2 separate regions of the Homo sapiens genome follow, and region 1 is linked to region 2. Evidence: read pairs that join two places in POLR2A ChIA-PET (ENCODE). Cell type or tissue: A673. All regions are shown on one strand.

Region 1 (4,000 bases), 79 kb before region 2:
GGACAGAGGGGCTGAGGAAGGAGCAGCAGGGCCAAGAGGGGAGCTCAGAGAGGAACTGTCCTTCCTGGAGGCTGATCTTACTCACAGACCAGCAGGGGGCGCTGCTGGTGAGCCAGTTTTGTGGCTGTTGCCAGAGTGAAATTTTAAAATATGATCTATGGCTGGGCACGGTAGTTCATGCCTGTAATCCCAACACTTTTGGGAGGCTGAGGTGCGTGGATCACCTGAGGTCAGGAGTTCAAAACCAGCCTGGCCAACATTGCGAAACCCTAGTCTCTACTAAAGATACAAAAAAATTAGCCAAGCTTGGTGGTGCGTGCCTGTAATCCCAGCTACGTGGGAGGCTGAGGCAGGAGAATTGCTTGAACCTGGGAGGCGGAGATTGCAGTGAGCTGAGATCGTGCCATTGCACTCCAGCCTGGGTGACAAGAGTGAAACTCCGTCTCAAAAAAAAAAAAAAATCTATCCTTCAGGGGCAGTTGGCCAGGGCGTTCTTTTTCACATAAGGACTTGAGGCTGTCTCAGGGACCTGGGCAATAGGGAAGGGTCCCCATATTGTCATGATCCTGACATACAGCATGGAAACTGAAGACAGGGTTCAAACCTTTGGCTGGCGCAGTCATCTTCTTCCTAAGAACTTGGGTCCACTTGAAGTGCTTCGGCGCAATGGCAGATTTACAGGAGGGAGAGAGCATTTCAACAGCGCACTCACACATTCCTTCCACCGCTACACGGAGACCCTTCGAAACCTGGATGGGTATTTCTGTGTGACTGAGGGCCGAGGATGTGTGAGAGACCTGGCTTGGGGATGGGCCACAGGTACTGGCGGAATGAGGCCAGGAGCAGGCCCGGTGGCGAAGGGTGGCAGTCAGCTGGTGAGAGTTTCCAAGGGGCACTGAGAGCCCCCAGGTGCAGCCGATGCGGAGGGTTAAAGCCAGGGTATGCCGTATTGGGTAGATGAGGCCGCAGGGTGGTCCTGCCAGCAACAGCAGCCTCCTCTTCCCCACCTCTCCAGCGCCTGCAGGCTCTGCCCACAGCCCACTTGCAGGAGGCCGCTTGAGCCCTGAGGTGGGGCCTGGGCTGGGCTCCTGGACTCACAGCAGTGAACGCCCACAGGCTTGGCTGCGAGTTGGGGCCGGCAGGGCGACCCCTTCTCTGAAGCGCCAGCCGCAGAGAGAGCCCCCTGAACCCCACACCTCCCAGGAGGCAGCCGGTACCCGGCGTGGAGTGACGGGGAGGCGGCGGCTGGCGGCACACCAGCGGCCCAGATGACACCGGAAGGAGGCGCAGCCCCGCGGAGCCGGCTCCCCGGGCTTGGAGCTTCCGCGGGGGCGGAGGATGTCGTCCAAGGGGAGGAAGAATGGCGGTGGCCCGAGGGAGCCCAAGTGGAGTCCGAGGGCCGTGGGTGGTGGAGCCGGGCCTCCGGGGCTCCAGGGCTCTCAGGCCGTCCTTCCCAGCCAGGTGGCCTCGTCAGGCGGAGACAGAAGCAGAGGCCTGGGGGCCGCCCTCCGCTCTTCCCAAAGGCCCGACCCTCTCCTGCGCGGGCGCTGCCCCCGGCCCTCCTGCCGAGCCCCATCAGCTCGCCAACTCCGCAGGCCAGCCCGGCGGCGCCATCTGGCGGTCCCCGGGCGTCGCGCCTCCAGCTGGGTCTGTGCGCGCGGCAGAGATGCTGGGCGTGGGAACCGGCAAGTCCTGGAAACGGCTTAGGGCCCGTCAGGGAGGGCAGTTCCACGCCTGCTGGAGGGCAGGCCGCCTGCTGCGCGCTTCTAATCCGGCCCAGCTTGTCTTTCCCAATGCATACATTCATCTGCTGCTCTTACATCCTGCCACGTGGAGAGTGGGAAGGGAATTGAGGCCAAAGCCCTTGTTTTCACCTGTTTTGGGATCCTGTTGAGTAGGAGTTTGCTGGGGGCGCCCGTGCAGGACCCCCTTGAGGGCAGTTGGGGAGGCACGTGAGGAGCAGGACAGCGCATAAGGAGGGCTCACACAGCCCAGAGCCTGGCGGGAGGCCCCGCTGTGGGCTGAGGCGTCACCAAGGCCGCCAAGAGCCCCGCCGCGCTCCCAGGGCTGCACAGCTGCCAGCCTGCTTGGCGAGCTCCGGGAGCTCAGTACAGCCCTCACCTCCCACTGTCTCCTGTCTGCGCACCAGCAGGCGGCCGGCCAGGCCCTGAGTGCTGTTTCAGTGTCCAGGCCTTTGCCATGTCAGAGTCGGTGATGTCCACTGAAGCAGCTCAGCGGAAGTAGAAAGAAGTGACGTGCTTCATGGGGCCTGTGTGGAGTCCCAGGTCTCATGTCTTGCAGGCCTGGCCTGGCACAGCCACACATCCCTAGAAGAGCAGCCAGGCACACCCTCTGCCTCCAGTGGGCACTGGGTTCTGTTGCTACCGATAAATACATGCGGGGTAGACAACTAGCAGCACGATGCTCCCGGAAAACACACTGAAAGTCCATTTTCGGCATCAGATGAGTGGAAAGGAAATACAGATGGGGTCAGGTGCAGTGGCTCACACCTGCAATGCCAACAGTTTGGGAGGCCAAGGCAGGAGGATCACTTATGTCCAGGAGTTTGAGACCAGCCTGGGCAATATGGCAAGACCCCTATCTCTACAAGAAAACTTTTTTTAATTAGCTGGATGTGGTTGTGCTCACCTACATTCCCACTCCAGTCTGGGCAACAGAGCCAGACCTCATCTCGAAAGAAAAAAAAAGCAACAAAAATATGACATGTAGTAAATAATTCATTGTTGTCCCAGACTTTCTTTGAAACAGCTTTGACCTGGAGCATCTGGGCCGTGCCACAGCTTAGGCAGGGACAGTCAGGAGTAGACCCTTTGGGGTTCAGGGCAACACTGGGGTTCGCTCACGGTGGAGTGCTGGTGGGAGACAGCCTTCATCAGATGAGGGAGGGCCCCCAGTTTCTTTCTTGTTCTTCTAAGCCCGAGCAAGGGCTCCCTTGAAGGCTTATGGGTGCATCCTGCACCCAGCCCTGCCGCAGCCCCCTGCTGAGGAGGCTGCGGGGAGCCTGTGCCACGTGCCTGTCTCCAGCTGGCCTGCCCTCTGCACAGGCCCAGCTCATCGCCCAGTCTATCGGCCAGGCCTTCAGCGTGGCCTACCAGGAGTTCCTGCGAGCCAATGGCATCAACCCCGAAGACTTGAGCCAGAAGGAATACAGCGACATCATCAACACCCAGGAGATGTACAACGACGACCTCATCCACTTCTCAAACTCGGAGAACTGCAAGGAGGTAAGCCACACCCACCAGCCTCAGGGAGGCCACATTTGCCAGCTTCTGCTCCCTGAGCTCCTGCAGAGCGAGCCTTCCCGGGGTCCTCACGCACACCCTTGCCTTCCTATCAGACTCCAGTGGGGCCCGGAATGTGCACCTCGCTCCTGCCTTCCAGCTGAGCACTTGGGTGTGAAATGAGGTGTTTGTAACAAAGAAGCTGATTACAGTCAGCTTTAATGACCTCGAAAATGCGCCTTTTAATGCTGCTATTATCATCAACCAGCACTCAGCACCCAGGAGATATTTCTGAAAAGCATGTGGCATCTCTAAAGGGAGCCTGGGGGCTCTGGCAGAGGAGGCTGGAAGCCACCAGTAGCAGAGGCCTTAGCTGGTCCCAGTGGCTTCCCCCAGGGGACTTTGGAAAGTTCTTATGGGCAGAGGAGCAAATTCCCTGGGGATGGCCCATACCTGGACTGTTTGTTAAATGGCTGAATGATTGTGTCTGCTGTGGATGAGTGGATGGTCTCTGCTGCTTGTTGAATGGGTGAATGCATGATCCTGGTTTCTTGCTGAAGACATTCCAGGCAGTTTCTGAGACAGTGACCTTTGAGAGGAAATAAAAGTAGAAGGACTTTTCCAACAAGAGTGAAGGCCGGGGGCAGGATATGGGTATGGGAGCCTGAGAACATTCCTCTGGCCTCTGTGGGTGTGGAAGGAGCAGGAACCAGGACACTGGAGCCCTGCTTGGGGTGGGAAGGTCAGTGTTGGGCACG
Region 2 (4,000 bases):
CTAGACATCAAAACTTAGCGTATGCAGTTTGCCTGCTTATATGAGGAAGAAAGACTGAATTTAGTAACAGCATACATCGAGAGAAGTGAGAAAAAGAAAAAGGAATTTGGAAGGAAGGAAAAAATGGAGAAGAGAGCAGAAACTAATGAAATAAGAAACAAAGCAATGACAAGATCAATAAATATTAAGCTGGTTCTTTGAAAAAAAACTGACAAAAATAGGCAAGTCTCTGGCAGAGGCTGATTAACAAAGAAAGAAAAGGAATAAATTAAAATATTAAAAATTAAAAAAGACATAACTAGGCATAGCATATACATGAATTTGAAAACCTAAACAAAATGGACAATTTATTCCAGAAAAGCAAAACATTCTAACATAGTCTCAAGAAGAAGGAGGAAATCCAAGTAACCTATAATCCACTGAATCAGTACTTAACTATCTACTGACTGCAAAAGAAATTACCAAGCCCTGGTGATTTTGTAACTTTTACCAAACATTCAATTCAAGAAATAGGTAAGTTTAATCTTCTGCAAACTTTGTTTTCAGAGGGAAAAAGAGGGGAACACCTCCCAGCTCATCTTTCTAGGCTAGTGTAAACTAAAAAATAAAATAAAATTAGGCAATTGCAGTATGAACAAGGGAAAGCTTGATTCATATAATTTATGAATAATGATGAAAAATCTTTAATAAAAGAAAAGCAAAGTAGATTTTCATAATTATATGAAAATATTGTGCCTAAGTTTTATCCCAGAAATGCAAGAACGGTTCCACATTAGAAATCCATTCTACATGAATATATATTCATGTAGTTTCATGTATATTCACTATATTAACAGAATACAGTTATATGTGTATGAATGTGTATATACATATATACACACACATATACACATACAAATACACACATGCATATATACTTATCTCAATAGATGCAGCATTTGCTAAAATTTAAAACTCATGGCAAACTCTTAGCAGACTGGTAACAAAATGGGATTCCCTTCATCTGGCAAATAATATTTAGTATTAGAAATTTTCAGCAAACATTATTCTTAATTATTAAACTCTTTCCTTTAAAATCGGGAACAAGACAAGGATGGCTACTGGCTCAACTTCCATTCCATTGTGTTGAAAGTCCTAACCAGTGCAGGAAGATGGGAAAAATTAAGAATCAATGTGAAGACTGGAAAAGAAGAAACAAAACTGTCGTTATTCCCAGATGATGGAACCCTCTAAATAAAAAGTCCTAAACAATCTACAGGCAAACTGTTAGAGAATAAAAAATTTAAAGTAAAAAAAAGAATTTTTTTTTTTTTTTGAGATGGAGTCTCACTTTTTCACCCAGGCCAGACTGCAGTGGCGCTATCTCAGCTCACTGCAAGCTCCGCCTCCTGGGTTCATGCCATTCTCCTGCCTCAGCCTCCCAAGTATCTGGGACTACAGGCGCCCGCCACCGCACCCGGCTAATTTTTTGTATTTTTAGTAGAGACGGGGGTTTCACCGTGTTAGCCAGGATGGTCTCGATCTCCTGACCTCGTGATCCGCCTGCCTCGGCCTCCGAAAGTGCTGGGATTACAGGCATGGCCACTGCGCCCGGCCAAACTAAAAAAATTTTAAACTCCCTACTTTTCCAATAAGGACAAAATGATATGACACCTAGGAATATATATTTAACGTAAGTTGATCGAGACTGTATATTAAAAATGGTAACATTTTTATTGAAAAACAGAAGGCTAAATGAAAAGCTGTACCAAAAATGATAATTCTCCCCAGATTAACCTAAAAATACAATACAGTTACAATGATGGTGTGTGTGTATATATGAGAAAGAAAGAGAGAGAGAGAGAGAAGGGAGAGAGAAGAGAGCTCTCTCTCCATCTCTCTTGGAGGAATGAGAATGGCCAAGACAGTTCTAAAGAGGGGAAGAGTGGGGATTTACCCTATTAACTACAAGACAAATACAGAACCAGTATTTCCCGTAATGTGGTAACAAGAGAGACAAGCCATAGACCAATAAAAAAAAAGAGCCCTCAGAAATAGACATCTTCAAATATAGAAACAGATTGGTGCTGTAATAATTGATGACTATCCATACACAAAAATAAATACAACTAGATCCGTATCTCACAACACACAAAATTAAACCCCAGGGGGATTACTGAGCTCAGTGTGAGAGGCAAAGTTTTAAAACTTCCATGAAAATACAGAAAATTTTTATCACTTGGGGATGGAAAAATAGTTCTTAAAATGCAACACTAAAAGGACACATCATCCAGGAAATGAATTTGCCTGCATTAAAACTGAAAACTTCTCTATCACAAATGATGCCCAAAACAACTTTGAGTGATGAGTCACTGATCGTGAGAAGACTTTTATGACAAAGGGAAATCGTTTAGAGTAAAGAGCAAATAACTCAGCAGGAAAAGAGAAAAAACCAGGGAGTTAGCAGATCAAAACAAATAGCCATCAGTCACACAGAAAGCCTGAGGACATCGAGAAGCAAGGCTGCCTTTTCCACTGGCCAGGAGAGCGGGGATCCCTGCCATCGCTGTGGAGTGCGGTGACTAAAGTCCTGCAGATGCACTTCCCCTGTGAGCCAGCAAGTCTGCAGGCTGGAGAAAATGCAGCAGGTGCACACACGCTGCCGAGTGCACATCACTCCGCATTCTAGCACTGTTAGAATAATGAGAAACTGGGAACAACCCAGTGTCCATGAACAGGAGATGGAGAAGCAACCTGTGGAATACTCGCTCAATGCAAGACCATGCAGAAGCCCCACGAAGATGACTAAGGCAACCCTTATCTACATGGATCAGTATCACAAACCTGATGGGGGTGAGAATAGAAACTGGCTTACGGTACCAAATGCGTCAACTTTGATGTAAAGTTTCAGTGAAGCAGACAACTCTGCAGGGGAATGAAAAATTCCCTGATGCCTCAGGATAGTGGCTGCTTCTGGACAATCTCTAATTTCAGACAGAGGGAGGGACAGAGAGCCGTGGCAGTGGAGGGGACTCAGATGGGTCTGCAACAATGTATGATAATATATTTCTTATTTAAAGAAAAAGAATAGAAGCAAATATTGTAAACATAGTAAGATTGAATAAATCTGGAAGGTATTATATTATTCTCATACTTTTCTGCACGTTGAACTAGCTAGTAACTTTTTTTTTTGAGACAGAGTCTTGTTCTGTTGCCCAGGCTGGAGTGCAGTGGCATCATCTTGGCTTACTGCATGCAGCCTCAACCTCTCAGGCTCAAGTGATTCTCCTGCCTCAGCCTCCTGAGTAGCTGGAACTACAGCCACGCACCACCACATCCAGCTAATTTTTGTATTTTTAGTAGACACGGGGTTTTGCCATATTGGCCAGGCTCGTCTGAAACTCCTGAGCTCAAGCGATCCGCCGGCCTCGGCCTCCCAAAGTGCTGGGATTACAGGTGTGGGCCACTGCACCCAGCCACTGACAACTTTTTTAAGGGTGCAGTGCTCAACTTTCAGATGTGCCAGGAGATGCACAGAACAAGGACCTGCTGAGGGCACCGCTGGTCATTTGCACGGAAATGACCCATTGGCTGTCCCCTGCTCTGCTGCGATTCTTCAGGCACCACCTAGTCTCCGTCTCCTACTAAGCGGATCAGGTTGGAAGTGGAGGAAGCAATGGATCTGGCATTAAAGATGGAAATCTGGATCTACCACCAGTTGAGTCTGCAGCTCAGCCCCTGCACATCCTGGGGCCTCCATTTTCCCATCTCCTCATGGAAATCATGAAGTCCGCCTCATGGACTTCACTGCGGTTGGGGTGGTGGTGGAGAAGACAGCTCATGGGATTTGAAAGGGCTGCATAAACCAGTTCCCAAAGGATGCCTATGCAGCGAAACCAGCCCGGGACCAGCGCAAAATAATACTAGTAGGTTTTATGTCTCCCATGGATGCTCTGCTCCTTTGTCCAGTGCCCTGTCCTGTGGCCCCTCTCACTTTGGGGACCATGGGACATGGAGCCTA

What was found. Peaks named below come from ENCODE experiments on the same cell type or tissue, not always from the same donor. Only the 100,000 strongest peaks of a DNase experiment are listed, where the experiment ranks them.
Region 1: POLR2A ChIA-PET joins it to region 2 with 7 read pairs; 1 of 35 experiments calls an interaction of 5 or more read pairs at or near these places.

The regions. Positions count from the first base shown.
Region 1 is chr15:29,102,314-29,106,313 of GRCh38, forward strand. It overlaps APBA2 (amyloid beta precursor protein binding family A member 2), which reads left to right. Exons shown (of 15, transcript NM_001353788.2): 11 at 3,066-3,245. Among named protein-coding and RNA genes, the nearest start is that of NSMCE3, 170 kb to the right of the region's middle. In A673, CTCF peaks have their summits at 93 (motif pointing right) and 1,622 (motif pointing left); DNase peaks (open chromatin) are centred at 98, 1,648 and 3,248; H3K4me3 peaks cover 496 bases; H3K27ac peaks cover 694 bases.
Region 2 is chr15:29,180,828-29,184,827 of GRCh38, forward strand. The region is part of intron 4 of ENTREP2 (endosomal transmembrane epsin interactor 2); the gene reads right to left. Among named protein-coding and RNA genes, the nearest start is that of NSMCE3, 87 kb to the right of the region's middle. In A673, no CTCF peak of the experiment used is centred here; a DNase peak (open chromatin) is centred at 2,364; H3K27me3 peaks cover 338 bases.